Linked DNA regions of Homo sapiens: region 1 is linked to region 2. A link is a loop called in an ENCODE intact Hi-C map of the cell type or tissue named here. Cell type or tissue: Calu3. All regions are shown on one strand. Links, peaks and the distances in the headings refer to the core of each region. The heading gives the core; the rest is flanking DNA.

Region 1 (5,379 bases), core at 148-5,147, 120 kb after region 2:
AAAGTGCAGCCTTCAGTCTGTGGCCTAAGGCCTGAGAGCCCCGGCAAACCACTGGTGTAAGTCCAAGAGTCCAAAAGCTGAAGAACTTGGAGTCCGATGCTCTAGGGCAGGAAGCATCCAATACGGGAGAAATATGAAGGCCAGAAGACTCAGCCATTCTATTCCTTCCACATTCCTCTGCCTGCTTTCATCCTAGCTGCGCTGGCAGCTGATTGGATGGTGCCCACCTACATTGAGGGTGGGTCTGCCTTGCCCAGTCCACTGACTCAAATGTTAATCTCCTTTGGCAACACCCTCGCAGACACACCCAGGATCAATGCTTTGCATCCTTCAATCTAATCAAGGGGCTGGATTTGTTTAACCATCACACAAGGGGCTGTTTTTGTTTTTGTTATTGTTTAAGAGATGAGCTCTCCCTCTGCCGCCCAGGCTGCTGTGCTGTGGCACAATTAAAGCTCACTGCAGCTTAAAACTCCTGTTCTCAAGCAATCCTCCCACCTCAGCCTCCCATGTAGCTGGGACTACAGGCATGCATCACCACGCCCAGCTAATTTTTTAAATTTTTTAGTTTTGTAGAGATAGGGTCTCACAATGTTGTCCTGTTAGTTGCCTAGATTGGTTTCAAATTCCTGGCCTCAAGCAATCCTTGGACTCCCCAAATGCTGAGATTATAGGCAAAAGCCACCAAGCCCAGCTGGGCTCACTAATTGAAGGTTATGAAAGCATCACACCCTTTTTAGGCAATCCCTTCTCCCTCTGTATGGCTGAATGTAGGAAAAAAGTATCTCCCTCCCATGGTTAGTTAAGGATCAGACTCACTTGTTCTAATCTTGCCTGTACAAGTTAGTAGCTCTGTGTTCCTGGACTATTAGTTAGCCTCTCTGTGCCTGTTTCCTTTTATCAGACTGACTTCCTTGCTCCTCAGCTTGCAGATGGCCTATTGTGGGACTCACCTTGTGATTATGAGAGTCAATTCTCCTTAATAAACTCCCTTTCATATATACATCATATATACATCTATCCTATTAGTCCTGTCCCTCTAGAGTACCCTGAATGATCCACCAGGCTGTCGGGGCTTAAATTCCAGCTTTATAACTTACTTCTAGCTGTGTGACCTTAGGAAATGTTCCTGCTTCTTTGTCTCAATTTCCTCAATTGTAAAAAGGGAATAATATTATTACCCATCTTATAGGGTTGTTTTGTCTAATGTGTTAATAAATGTAAACATTTAAAACATTACATAAGAGCTGATTTTACTATTATTATAAAAAAGCTCTTAAAACAGTTTCTGGTCAGCATTAAGAACTCAATAATTGTTAATGGTTAATATTAGTCATGTAACTACCCAGATAATCCATAAACTGTATTAGTCATCCTGTTAAGAAGCAAGGCCTGGTTTGTCTTCTTCCTTTTATTATACAATTTTACTGCTTCTAATTTAAACTCTTGCCTCCCTAAGTTCAATCCAGGAAGAGAGTCAGGATTAAAGGACTAGAAGGAAAGACAAGAGTGCTGATGGAAACAAAACTACTCAAATATAGGTGTTAAAGAGAGAGAAAGAGACAGAGAGGGAGACAGAGAGAGAGAGAGAGAGAGAGAGAGAGACTTTGTCAGCTAAAAATTAACTAGACTGTCAGCTCCTGCGTCTTCTGCATCCCTCTCAGAACCTGGAAAAAAATATTTGCAGTGGTCCTGATGTCCGCAGCAGGCCTTGCTCCGATGGTTTTGCAGAGTAGCAAGTGAAGATTTCCAAAAGGCGGAAGAGCGGGATAAGAGAAGAAAAAGAGATAGATAAGCTAGCACAGGAACAAGGCTCAGAGCAGGAAAGTTACCAGGACAGAACAGGGAGGGACTGACTGTCACAGGGCAGGGAGCAGGAGGAAAGAAGCCACTTTTCAGTGAAAGGTATTTGTAATTACAAGAAAGCCAGGTTCTTCAGGGCCCTGGAGAAACAGAAATACAATTCCCTGGCTTCTGGGGAGAGCACTTAGGGGCTCCTATATCCTCATCCCTTTGGATTTTCCCTTCTCAAACGCCAGAATTTGGAAAAGGGTGGGGAGGGTCTTTAAATTATTTGGCACAAACTCCGAAAAAGTGGAGAGGCTGTGAGCCAGCCACCCTCCGACTAGGTTTTGTGGTGATGGTTGCTGAAATCACTTGCGCACAGGATGACAGGAGCTGGGAACCTCAAGGTAGGTGAGCCTGCCAAGACGCGGGTCCGGGACTCGGCTGGGGCGCAGATGGAGCCCGCCCGGTAGGGGGTGTGCGGAGCCCTGTTTTCTGGGCTCCGGCCCCCAGCCCAGCCCAGCCGCCGCAGGAGCGCTCGGCCAGTAGGTGTCTCTGCTCCTCGGGCGGCCTTGAGCAGTGCCTAACGTTGAGCGTGAGGCTCGTGCTCCGGGTCTCGCGGGCGGCCGCCTCGGGCGTCGAGTCCCGGAGATTGGACAGACACCAGAGCCTGGGGACCGCGGAGTGACCGGGTGGGGCTGGAGGGCGGCGCCGCGCCTTCTGGGGAGACGCGGAGGTATCAGGTAATCCCCCGGCGGCCTGCGCCAGGCAGTCATGCCCACCCGAGCCCTGGGACCTTTTTCACCTCCTCTTTCCAGGGAGGAAAGGCGGCAAGGGAGGCGCGAGGAGTTAGTTGCAGCCCTGGAGGCAGACACTGAACTCCAAGATAATGCCACTTGGACTCTGAAAGTGGGCTCTTCTCTACCACGCGATCCAGCTTAGCTTTTACCTTTTCTCTAGAGGTAGAGAGGGCCGGGTGCCAACTCCTTGCTCAACTTCTCACTGGAAAAGTGGCTGCCTTCCTCCGTCTCCCTCCCCTGGGCTCCGGCCAGGGGAGCAAGGCCTGCTGTGGACATGAGGAACTCCCTGCCCTGTCCTGGTAACTTTCCTATTCTGCACCTTCGCTTTGCTAGCTTGTCTACCTCCTTCTTTTCGCTAGCTTATCTACCTCCTTCTCTTCTTCGCTCTTCCTCCCACTGGAAATCTTCACTTCCTAGTCCGCAAAACCGTCCAGCGGAGGTTTGCAACAGAGTCGGCTCTTGGAATCATAGCCCTCTTAGGTTGGTGGTGGTTGTGGATTAGAGGGCAGCAGTAGGGACGATTAAAAGTAGTTTTTAATACTTAAATGGTTTAGGGCTTTCCTGTGCCTTTGTTCTGCCTAAACATTAGTTTGATTTACTAAAATCCTCTCCTACCCCATTTCTGGCATTTGGTAAAGAAACCAAGTGAAGGTAATCAGGCCTCGGGTATTTATGTATGTAGAAATCATCTAGCAAAATAGAACGAATAGATCATTTCTTTTGAGGGGCCGTAAACTTTTTTGTATGTTGAAGTGTGTTTTGATACTTGGGTGTTCCCTTGTTGCTGTGGCTGCCTGTTTCATTTGATTTGAGGGCCTTTGAGCATTGTCTGTCATTGACATTCTACTACTGAAGTTTATTCCTTTTGTTTAAAGTCTTAATATTCTTTTCCAGTCCCCCTAATGAATCACGGTTACCATGAGAAGGATGACCTCATGTTATTGAAGAAAAGTCCTGGTCTGAGATTCAGGAAACAAGATTCAGATGGCTTGTGTCCAGTGTTTAGTTCTGGACCCATTTCTGGGGCTAAGTGGCTATGTGATTTTGGTTGTTCAATTTATTTAACTTCTCAGAACCTTGGTTTTCTCATTTCAGGGAATCTGGGACCAATAACCCCCATCCATTGTTATATGACTGCTAAATTCAGTCTTCAATTCTTGGCTGTCTTCTTCCTTGATTACCAGTGGCATTTAACCAAAGTGATCATTGTCTCCTTGAAATACTTTCTACTTGAAGTCTCATGAGGTCTTCCTCCTTCCTCCTTGCCCACTACTTCTCAGTCTCCTTGACTGGTTCCTCCTCAACCCTAAAAGCTAAAGTTTGATGTGTACTAGGCCTCTTCTCTGACTCCATCCTCTCTAAGTGCTCTCCATCTATGACATTTAACATCACCATCTTGGAAGAATCCCACACTTATGCCTCCAACATGGACTTGTCCTCCTCTAAAATCCATACTCAGGTATCCAGCTGCCTTCTTGACATCTTCATAGGCATCTCAAAAGTAACATGTTCAAAACAGAACTCCTGATCTTTACCCCAAATCTGATTCTTCCCAAGTCTTGTTCACCTCATTAAATGGAATCCCTATCTTTCCATGCTCGAGCCAAAATCTTTGCAGTCAAACTTGATGTCTACCATCAGCCTAGTCCACACCTGCATCTCTCTAGTTGATCTATATCAATAGCCTCTGATCTAGTCATCCTAGTTGCTCTCTTGCACTCCCAAAGTTTTTTTTCTGCACACAGCTGCAAGAGTACCTATGCAGGAGAATCATATCCCTCATTGGATGAAAACTTCCCAATGGTTTATCTCATTTAGAGATCTACAAAACTGATTTAGTTTCCTCTTCTTTTCTGGTCTTATCTATTTCTACTCTCCCTTTTGCTCACCAACACTGCAGGCACGTTGGTTTCCCAGTTATGACTACAATATGCCAAGCACATCCCTGTCTTGGGAACTTTGCACATACTTGCCCCTCGGTGTGGAACACTCTTTCCCCAGACAGTGCATGGCAAGCACTTCACTTCCTTCAGGTCTCTACTCATTCAAATATTATCATATCAAAGACGCTGTCCCCTGACCACTCTACATCCAGTAGCCACAATTCTATGGGATTCCTCTTGGTATTATTCTTTTAACTGAGACAGGGTCTTGCTTTGTCACCCAGGCTGGAGTGCAATAGCATGAACATAGTTCAAGGCAGCCTCAAACTCCTGTCTAAAGCAATCCTCCTGCCTCAGTCTCCCAAGTAGCTGGGACTACAGGTGTGTGCCACCACATTTGGCTAATGTTAAGATTTTTTTTCTTTTCTTTCCTTTTTTTTCTGGGTAGAGATTTTGTCTTGCTCTGTTGCTCAGGCTGGTCTCAACCTCCTGGGCTCAAGTGATCCTCTCACTTGGCCTCTGAAACTATTGGAATTACAGGTGTGGGAGACACTGTGCCCAGCCTTCTTGGTACTTCCTAACCCCTTACCTGGCTTTAGTTTTCTCCACAGTACTTGACAGCTGACAAATATTTTGTTGTTTCTTTTCCTACCTATACTCCAGAAAGTGAACTCCAAAGAGGGCAGAGATTGTGTCCATTTTGATCACTGCATTGTCTCCAGTGCCTAGAACAGAGATTGGTATGCAAGATTACCAATGTATCTTTACTGAATAAATTATATTCATGATATTTATACCATAGGGCTAAAGTGAAGATCACATTGTGAGGCCAGTTTGTATACTGGAAAAAACCTTGGCTTTACAATTAGTGAAACCTGGTTTCCAATCATGGTTGCACACTCACTGGTAAT
Region 2 (5,379 bases), core at 189-5,188:
AAGTAGGTAACAAAAATTAATTACATTACAAGACAAATAATGCTGTGGGAATAAAGACTTATGGAACTTAGAAGACAGCTTCGCTTTCATTCATATCCAATCTGGCTAACACAGTTCATTGCTTCAACCGTCTCTTAGCAACATACCTTAATATCCTTCGCACCCAGTCCTTCCAAGGCGTCGTCCCCTTCCACAGCCTCCTCCTTCCCCACATCCTTTTGGATTAATCCAAACAAGTGTTTCCTTTTGTTTGGCCTTCCTTGAGATGCTACCTGCTCCTGTCTGTGTCTCGCCGCTGCTGTTTGTTTCCTGCAGCAGCACTTATCACTTTCTAAAATGAACATCTTTGTTGAGTTACCTGTTTATTGTCCGCCTTCTCTCTAAAATGTGTGATTCTGGTGAATTTTATTCACTTCTCTGTCCTCAGTGCCTACAAAAGCATTGACTGAATTTATGAATTCATGCAAACTGATATCATTTTAAATCTATAGGTTCCAATCCCAATTGGGTCCCCACTGCTGTTCAACAAACCTTTAGTCAACAAATTCCTTTCCTTGAGTTATAAGAACCTCCTTCACCACTGTTATAAATTCACTTCAGCAAATGATCTGGTCCTTCACACCCCAATGGCAGCCCCTCTAAGGACCTCATGGGTTTAGGGATATTTAGGGTACTGTTCGGTCTGTCTCATAGTTAGCATCTCTGCTGCATTAGGCAAGGTTTCCCAGTCTCTCTTTTAAATCCTTCTCCTGTGGCTTACACAAAACCATTCTCTCTTGGTTTTCATTCCTCAGACCTGCTGGATCAAAATCTCCATAGACAAGACCCAAGTGTGTATGTGTGTGTGGGTGTGTGTGTATTTCAAGGCAGAGTCTTGCTCTGTCACTTCACCCAGGCTGGAGTGCAGTGGCACAATCATGGCTCATTGCAGCCTTGACCTGCTGGGCTTAAGTGATTCTCCCACCTCAGCCTCCCAATAGCTGGGTCTACAGGCATGATCTGCCATGCCCATCTAATTTTTTTTATTTTTATCTTTTTAGTAGAGATAAAATCTCGCTATGTTGCCCAGGCTGGTCTCAAACTCTTGAGCTCAAGCAATCCTCCCAGCTCAGCCTCCCAAAGTACAAGGATTACAGGCATGAGCCACTGTGCCTGGCCTGTTTGGTTTTTGTTTTAAGAGCCACTGATAAACAGGTAGGACTGACAACTTCTTGTGGATTTCTTCTCTTCTCCTTTTCTTGTCCAGGGACAGCTTTAAACTTAGCAACTGGGTAAAAGCCAAGGTAAGGTTATAGGGGGCTGGGCTTGCGGGGGACAGATTTTGCCTTAAAACTGCCTTTGCATGACAAACACATCTCTTTTATTTGGATTACACGTTTCCAGATCATTACAAATGGGAAATTTTAATCAAGATGCCCATATACACAGCTTACATAAAGGCAATTGTAAGATGCATGTATTCAATATTTACATGTTTCAGAAAATATTAGTTGCCATATAGAAGAATATTGCTATGCCATGGTGATTATCATTTGGGGGGAAATCATTTGAAGGGATGCTGCCTCAGAAGGACCAGGCGCCAAAGATGTTAAGGTATGTTGCTAAGAGATGGGGTGTCCCCACTATTGACACCCCCTCATTTTCCCACTCTCTTAGCTTCAGCTTCAGCTTCCTACCTAGACCCCAACGATACTCAAATCTATGACTTTAAGAACACATAGCCTCTTTCTCCCTCAAATGTGAATTCCTCATTCTCAATGGATGACGAATCTTTTCCAACTGATACTTAACAGGACCCATTGGTATATTGGGGCTGGTATTTTTGGGGGCTGGTATATTTAACAACTGTTAAATACCAGCCCCAATATACCACTTTCTCTCCTAAACTTCCTTTCTTTCACTGAGTCCAGTGGACTATATTTTTGATTTAAATTTTTTCTCCATCTCTCCACCATTTCTTGAATCTGGATAATCAGGTCTTGTTTAAATGATTGGAATTGCTTTTTGACAAGCCAGCCTACCTCCAATACCTAAACATGTTCCATCCCTCCACTGACAAACTACTAAATACTTCCATAGTTATCTTTCCAAAGAGACAATCCGATTATCTCCACTACCTTCCCCTCTTGTTTTAAAACCCTTCAGTGGCTCTCCCATTAAGGACTAGAGTCATATCTCCTTATTCCTGCATGCAATGTCCTTTGTGATCAGACCTCGGCTCATTTCCCAGGCTCATCACCCTCCTGTCCTCCCCAGGCCTTAGCCAGCTCTCATTATGTGAGAGTTTGAGAAGATGTCACTAAATTGTAGCCTTTCAAATGCCTTCAACTCCTAGGCATGGACTTATGCCTCCAAAAATGCAAAGTAATAAAATGTGGAAAATAATCAGTTTATTTTTATTTGCGGGTTGGTTTTATTTCACATGCTAAGGTTCTTCTAAATTTATTCTGGCTTCCCTGCAGCAATTCTGCCCAATTCCATTTTACGTGAAATAACAGCAGCAAAGTTCAGAAATACTGCCACCTTGTGATCACAGAGTAGGTGAAAAGCCAAGTGGTCCTCCCTTTATAAACATGTTTATAAACAGAGGAGCTCAGAACTGGAGAGATTCCCTGACCAGTCCCTCTTTCCAGGCCTTAAAACTAACAACCACTTGATTACTGCTAGAAACTCAAAATTACAAAACTCTACCTTTAGGGTCTACTCTTAGTGACTCTCTTTTGTAGAGTTTTGTTGGTTTCCCTCCCCCAGATTATTTAAAGATACTGAAGGACCCACTTATTTAAGCCATCTTCAGGTTCAGGTCCTTTGAAGCCCAGAGAACTTTTTTAAGCCTTTTACTTTTAGGAGGTATGTGCTCCAGACCATAGCTGTCAACTGTATTAGGACAGCAGTGAGTTGATGCTATTTGACAATACAAACCCAAAACAGGGCGTGTAAGAAGTCCTCAAGAGCTGCTTATTGAGAGAATTAATGAATAAACAAATGAACAGCAGATACGATGACGATTTTAAGAGTGGAGAAAAATGTTTCTAATATTTTTGAAAGCAGTCATTTTATTTTGAAATGTCAAGTCCATCTTGAAACATTGACATATTCTATACTCTTGAGCTATTTAAGGTGGGTTTGAATAAAAGAATAATGGAGGTGTAGAGAGGCGAAGTGACCTATGTCTAGTGGCATACCAACAATAAATAGGTTCAGGGCAACTCAGGGCATTGCAAAGATGGGTGAGGCTGAAAGGAAATGTAAAACATATTCATTCAAACCCCTTTTGATACTGCTTTGCAAAAACAGGTTCATCCAGTTCTTCCTTTCTCTCTCTCTGTCTCTCTCTCTTTCTTGAGACAGGATCTTACTCTGTCACCCAGACTGAAGTGTAGTGGTGTGATCATGACTCACTGTAGCCTCAATCTCCCAGGCTCAAACAATTCTCAGGCCTCAGCCTCCGCACCTGGCTAATATTTTGATTTTTTGTAAAAACAGGTGCCCACGCTGGCTCAAATTCCTGAGCTCAAGTGATCCATGCACCTCGGCCTCCCAAAGTGCTGGGATTACAGGCAAGAGCCACAACACCCAGCCTTCTTCCTCTCTTTGGCTCTATTCTTAACTATTATTTCATCACATAGACTAGCTTATTTTTTAAGGTTTGTTCTCAGAATGATTGTTTTCAAATGACTTAGAACTGGATTTCTCATAAGCAGCATAGTAGCCACTGGAGACTTTTGTACACAGGTAGAGAATAAGCTGCTTTGAAAAGTCATTGGTCATTCCAAAACTCATTTGTATCATGAGACATCATAGAATATATGCTTTGTAAATAATTTGTTTTTCAGAGTCAATAACTAATTACCAGTTCATGCCCTATAAATAAATCCATATTGGAAATTATGTCTAAGTAGATTCATCACAGAAACGATTGGCCGACTGACCAAACAGCAAACTTCATGATTTACTTCTTGGCTTAGCTGCTCTCTTTGCATTTCTTTTTTAAGCAGTCCTCTTCCCCCATCATTATTATAGTAAAGAAGGAAAATGGACAAGGTGAAGCAAGGCTAGACAGGTGTGAATTTAAAAATCACTGATCCTAGAAAATGTTTGCAGCTTTTGGGTTGTAAGAAAGTGAAGTAGGCCTGACATGCTGGCTCACGCCTATAATCCCAGCACTTTGGGAGGCTCAGTCAGGAGGATCACTTGAGCCTAGGAGTTTGAGACCAGCCTGGCAATATACGGAGATCCCATCTCTACTGAAAGTACAAATAAAAAATTAGCAAGTCATGGTAGAGCATCCCTGTGGTCCTAGTTACTCAGGAGGCTGAGGTAGGAGGATTGCTTGAGCCCAGGAGGTCGAGGCTATAGCAAGCTGTGTTCGCAAGGAAGAAGATGAAGCAGGTTCTGTGACACAGAACAGAATTCAGGGCAAGTGCAGGGCTGGGCAGCCTCACACTGTAATTCACACTCAGGGCAATAAACAGAAAATAATTTTCAGAATGAAATCATGGCATTGATCTTGTCATCATCTCGAGCACTTGAGATTTTGAAACAAATTAACATTGTCTCCTTAAATGCAAGGTATCCTTCTTAGGCTCCTTAAGGAACTTTGCCATTTAAAAAAGTTAAGTTTTCAAGATAAAGAGACCTACTTTGGTCACAGTGAAGATTATGACTAGCCAATTGGCAAATGCCAGAAGAAATCCATGTGTTTCTTTTCCTTTCACTCTGCCCATGTTCCACGTATATCAGTTCCACTTAGCTAAGTTGTCTGCTCCTTTTGACTTGCTGGAATATCACAATGCAAGTCTGGTGGGCACAGAAATTCTGGGATGGTGTCTAGCCTTAATTAAACACCCCCAACTGTGGTGCAGTCAAACCTTGAGATTTTCATGACTACTGAGACCTGGACAAAAAACAAGTATTTTTTGCCCAGTAGAGTTGAAAGCCGAAATAAGCAAACAAGAAGGAGGAAACATATAAGTAGGAGATTGCAAAGGCAGAGAGGTAAAGATGGCTTAGCTCCAGGTGGTCAATGATGCTCTATCCAGATGAGGGGCTTTGGGGCCCAGAGCCTGCATGTCCTGATGGGTTTTCAATTCTGAGCACAAGATATTCATCTGAAATGTTAATTTTCCATGTTCAGCCATTTGCCATCCGGATAAAATTCCCAGCACAGCTTCTGCACAAACTCAGGATAAGGTGGCAAGCTCTTAACTGCCTTGACTGGTAAACCATGTAAATAACCCCTTTTCATTGTTTTTTTCCACAGGCAAGATAGAGTAGTCTTTCTAATATTAACTTCAGCATAAATATTGAAACTCACATAACTTGAATATTGAAAAAAGCTTCCAAATGGTCTTTGAATTTAAATAGCACCTTGAGACT

Evidence for each region. A loop is a pair of places that touch in the nucleus more often than their neighbours do. Peaks named below come from ENCODE experiments on the same cell type or tissue, not always from the same donor. Only the 100,000 strongest peaks of a DNase experiment are listed, where the experiment ranks them.
Region 1: a loop joins it to region 2, with 4 times the contacts of the local background. A loop is called at or near these places in 8 of 110 quality-filtered maps.

Annotation. Positions count from the first base shown.
Region 1 is chr4:154,624,622-154,630,000 of GRCh38, forward strand. It overlaps LOC124900169 (a long non-coding RNA gene), which reads left to right and starts at 2,341. Exons shown (of 6, transcript XR_007058343.1): 1 at 2,341-2,528. RefSeq lists a silencer at 2,168-2,297. In Calu3, for the core only: a CTCF peak has its summit at 2,250; a DNase peak (open chromatin) is centred at 2,320.
Region 2 is chr4:154,503,949-154,509,327 of GRCh38, forward strand. No RefSeq gene overlaps it. Among named protein-coding and RNA genes, the nearest start is that of DCHS2, 15 kb to the left of the region's middle. In Calu3, for the core only: CTCF peaks have their summits at 280, 2,570 (motif pointing left) and 2,800; a DNase peak (open chromatin) is centred at 3,383.